2 separate regions of the Homo sapiens genome follow, and region 2 is linked to region 1. A link is an interaction called in ENCODE POLR2A ChIA-PET data of the cell type or tissue named here. Cell type or tissue: B cell. All regions are shown on one strand.

What was found. ChIA-PET counts read pairs that join two places held together with the same protein. Peaks named below come from ENCODE experiments on the same cell type or tissue, not always from the same donor. Only the 100,000 strongest peaks of a DNase experiment are listed, where the experiment ranks them.
Region 2: POLR2A ChIA-PET joins it to region 1 with 5 read pairs; 5 of 35 experiments call an interaction of 5 or more read pairs at or near these places.

The regions. Positions count from the first base shown.
Region 1 is chr2:74,025,468-74,027,967 of GRCh38, forward strand. The region is part of intron 3 of TET3 (tet methylcytosine dioxygenase 3); the gene reads left to right. Among named protein-coding and RNA genes, the nearest start is that of TET3, 42 kb to the left of the region's middle. RefSeq lists enhancers at 215-1,092, 1,093-1,970. In B cell, no CTCF peak of the experiment used is centred here; DNase peaks (open chromatin) are centred at 954 and 1,344; H3K4me3 peaks cover 374 bases; H3K27ac peaks cover 1,093 bases.
Region 2 is chr2:74,111,754-74,114,253 of GRCh38, forward strand. It overlaps a transcript of TET3 not described here. Among named protein-coding and RNA genes, the nearest start is that of BOLA3, 35 kb to the right of the region's middle. In B cell, no CTCF peak of the experiment used is centred here; no DNase peak of the experiment used is centred here; H3K27me3 peaks cover 280 bases.

The sequences.
Region 1 (2,500 bases):
CAGTAGAGACGGGGTTTCACCTTGTTAGCCAGGATGGTCTCGATCTCCTGATGTCGTGATCCGCTGCTGGGATTACAGGCGTGAGCCACCGCACCCGGCCTGAATGTAGGTTTTCTAAAATCATGTCAATAACCACAAAGGAGCCATCAAAATCAGGAAGTTAATGTGGATACAGCATTATTATACCAGCTAACCTAGGCTTACTTAAATTTTACCAATCGTTACAACCTCTCTTGTAAGAGAAACCCCCCAGATCACATGCTGTGTCCAGTGGTCAGTTTGTTGTTTGTTTAAGTCTCCTTTAATCTGGAGCAGATTCTCAGTTTTTCCTGATATTTTTAAAGAATTGTTTTTGGCCAGGCGCTGTGGCTCATGCCTGTAATCCCAGTGCTTTGGGAGGCCAAGGTAGGAGGATCACCTGAGGCCAGGAGTTTGAGAGCAGCTTGGGCGACAGAGTGAGACCTCATCTCCAAAAAAAAATAATAATAATAATTGTTTTTAAGCACATGAGGAAGCTGACTCCTTGTCCTCATAGCTCCCAGGGAACACTCAGCTCCTAGTTGTGTGTCATCAGCAAAGCCTAAGGCAGAGAGGTGGGGCAGGGCCCAGCTCCCCAGGAAGCTGCCTTCTGCTCTCCCCTTTGCCCCTCTGTAATACCAGGCCACAGCATCCCACCCCACCCTACCCCACCCATTCCCTGGCTGGTTTGGTGTTAGCCTGGGATGGAGGCCATCGCTGGGGGGAGAGAGGGACTTTGACACTGGTCTGCCACTGCCTCTCCCTGAGATCAGGGCTGAGGAACAGAGATCACTGCCTTGGGTAGGGCCCAGCCGCTGCTTTCTGAAGAGTAACACCCTCGGTTTGGGGATGTGGGTTTTAACACCCCTGTCACCCCCCTCTCCCCCACCCCAAAACTTTGAGGCCAGTGGCCGGGGATTGTTAATCCCCAGTCAGAGGTGTGTGTCCCAACTGAGGTATGTCCCGAGGGTGAGCCAGAGGGAGCAGGTTGCCTGTTCTCGGACCTAAGGAGGTTCCAGAGTGGTTATTTGCATTACAAGGGCAGTGCTTAACAGATAATTGACTGTTAGGTTATCTTTTAGTAGCAGAACTCCCTTGTATAATAGATATTAAAAACATGATTTGTTTTTTAACAAATGATTTGCATTTAGCTTTTTAAGGTCATGCTTATTGCATATTATGCATTCTTTGTCTCACTTATTTTTATTTTATTGAATCGCTCGCAAACTTCCCCTCCAACTTTTTTTTTTTTTTTAATTCTAAGGGCCTTTGAACCAAGTTCCATTTCCTGTTTTCTAGTTATCTGTGACTCTACCCAGGGAATCAGCTGGTTTTAAGTCAGTGGTTCTCATTTCCAGGCCCCCTGCCCATGCATTTCCAGAGCTCATCTCTCTCTTCCCCAACCCAGAGCTCAGGGCTGTCCCAGCTTGCTTTTCTCCCCACTCAAGAGTTGCCACCACTCCTACTGTCCCCTGCAGTGACGTGGGAGGTATTCTTCCCATCTTTCTTTGACGGAAAAGGGACCACCACTACTTTCCCTGAGATAAGACCCTCCTGTTTTCACTTTCACTTGTAACCCAGTAGGGAAATAAAAGGAGAGAGAAATGCTGATGAACGAGTTGCAGAGAATGAATTGCACGACACTCTTGCCTTTCCCTTTCCTCTGTCCCTGTCTCCCAACCATTGTTTGAGGGTGAGCTCACTGGCTCACCCACCCTCCTTGAGCTTGTGTTCAGTTTCTGCTTTTGCCTCAAAGCTGCTTATGGAGATGCAGATGAAGGATCAATGTGTGCTTTCTCGTTTTCTTAGCCTTTTAGACTTTCGGGGTAGAAGGTGGGTGATGAGAAGTGACTTTTTTTTTTTTTTTTGAAATTACAGTTTTATTGAGATATAAATCATATACAGTTCACCCATTGGCAGTGTATAATTCAGTGGTTTTAGTGTAGTCAGGATTGTGCAACCAACACCACTCTCTTAGTTCACAAAATTTTTATCCATCCCTAAAAGAAACCCTGTGGCAAATAGCATTCACTCCTCTTTGTTCCCCTAACCCCCTCAGCCCCTGGCAACCACTTATCTTTCTGTCTCTGTGGATTTACCCAATCCATGCATTTCATATAAATGGAATGTTATAGTATATATCTTTAGTGTCTGGCTGACTTAGCATAACATTTTCAAGGTTCATCCATGTTGTAGCCTGTGTCAATACTTTATTCCTTTTCATGACTGCATAATATTCCATTGTATGCACAGACCACATTTTGTTTATCCATTCTTTAGTCACTGGACATGTAGGTTATTTTCACTTTGGGCTGTTATGAATAATGCTGCTATGAACATTTATATACACGTTTTTGTGTGAACATGCCCATTTTAAAATTGGGGTTTTTTGGTTAAGGGGTTGTAAGAGTTTGTTATCTCTTCTATATGAGTTCCTTGAATATGATTATATGTATATATGTATATGATTTATAAATTTTTT
Region 2 (2,500 bases), 86 kb after region 1:
TGGCAGAGCCCAGAATCAACCCAGGTGTATTTGGTGCCAAAGTTTGTGCCCTATCCAAATATACCCCTGTTTCTTCTGTACCTTAAGACCCACAAACCCAAGGGACATTGTCCTCACTGGTGGGAATCTACCTACCTAAAGCTTAGGGCATGACCTGAGTCTGTGGGTCTATGGGCACAAGAGGCACAGGTTGCAACAAAGTGGCTCCACAGGAAGACTTTGGCTCTTCAGAGCATCTTCAACAGGTATTGTTATTTGAAAGACTTCAATTCTAGCCCCCATTTGATCTCCCTGCCCAGCTTACCAAAGCCAATCTCCTTACTCAGATAATCTTTCTAAAAACCAAATCAGATGATACTATTTCCCTGTAATACTCCTCGATACTCCCCATTTGATACAGCTCTCAGGATAAGACACATTTTAACTTTGCCGCAGGGCCCCACAGGACTTGGCCCCAGCTTGCATCTTTAGTAACACTGCAGGCCATTTGGTGTCTTTTATCTGATTATCTCCTTGGTGCACCTCCCCATGTGGCCTCTCAAATATGAAGGGTCTTCTGATGGTAATGCCAGTAATACCACCAAGAACCCACTCCTTTTATTTACTTATTTGCTTTTAAAGTATCTGTAAGAAACTAACTCCTTTTGAAATCCATTAAAACATTTACATAAACTATAAAACCGCTCCAAATAAAGAAAATTATCAATAAGAACCAAAACATCAGCAAAATTATACTCAAGGAAGTAAATAAACAGGAAACCAAGTTAACCAAGTTATCTAAAGCCAAATAAAAAGTTTTACTACATAAAAAACAATATGCAGATCTAAGGGTATAAAATTTTTTAAAATTATTTTAAAAAACAAATATTAAGAACTCAAAGACTAGTAATGAGTGCTTTGCAAGAAATACAAGAGATTAGACAGTGACTACAATCTACTTTCAAAAAGATTAAAAATACCCACAGCAGGCTGGGTGCAGTGGCTCACGCCTATAATTCCAGCACTTTGGGAGGCTGAGGTGGATGGATCATGAGGTCAGAAGTTCAAGACCAGCCTGGCCAACACGGTGAAAGCCCGTCTCTACCAAAAATACAAAAATTAGCTGGGCAAGGTGGTGCGTTCCTGTAATCCCAGCTACTCGAGAGGCTGAGGCAGGAGAACTGCTTGATATGGGACCCGAGAGGCAGAAGTTGCAGTGAGTGCAAATCTCACCACTGCACTCCAGCCTGGGCTACAGAGTGAGACTCCGTCTCAAAAAAAAAAAAAAAAAAAAAAAAAAAAACCCACAGTTAACATCTTACTGAATGGAGAAAAGCTGAAAGCTTTTCCTCTGAGAACTGGAACAAGACAAGAATGGCCAGGCGCAGTGGCTCACACCTATAATCCCAGCACTTTGGGAGGCCGAGGCAGGCAGATCACGAGGTAGTTCGAGACCAGCCTGGCCAACATGGTGAAACCCTGTCTCTACTAAAAATACAAAAAATTAGCCGGGCATGGTGGCACATGCCTCTAATCCCAGCTACTCGGGAGGCTGAGGCAGGAGAATCACTTGAACCCGGGACGTGGAGGTTGCAGTAAGCGGAGATCACGCCACTGTACTCCAGCCTGGGTGACAGTGTGAGACTCCGTCAAAAAAAAAGAATGTCCACTCTCATTACTCTTATTCAACGTAGTACTAGAAGTCCTACCCAGAGCAATTAGGCAAGAACTTGAAATAAAAGGCATCCAAATGGAAAAGGAGGAAGTCAAATTGTCCCTGTTTGTAGATGACAGGATCACATATATATAAAAACCTAAAGACTCTACCAAAGAACTCTTAAAACTGATAAATTCAGTAAAGTTGCAGGATAAAAAAAAAAATTACATACACAAATCAGCAGTTATTTCCATACATGTACAACAAACTTAGCTGAAAAAGAAATCAAGAAAGCAATCCCATTTACAGTAGCTACCAAAAAATAAAATAAAATACCTAAGAATAAATTTAACCAAGGAGGTGAAAGATGTCTACAAGGAAAACTACAAAACACTGATGAAAGATATTGAAGAGGATACAAACAAATGGAAAGACATCCCATGCTCGCAGATTTGGAAAAATTCATATTATTAACATAATAATACTACCCAAAGCAAGCTACATATTTAATGCAATCCCTATCAAAATACCAATGACATTCTTCACAGAAATAGAAAAAAAAATCCTAAAATTTGTATGAAACTACAAGAGACCTCAAATAGCCAAAGCAATCCTGAGCAAAAAGAACAAATCTGGAGGTATCACACTATCAGGCCTCAAAATATACTAAAAAACTGTAATAACCAAAACAGCATGGTACTGGCATAAAAATAGACACAAAGACTAATGGAACAGAATAGAGAACCCAGAAACTAATCCACATACTTACAGACAACTGATTGTTGGCAAAGATGCCAAGAATACTCACTGGGGAAAGGACAATCTTTTGAACAAATGGTGCTGGCTTATAAGTGGGAGCTAAGC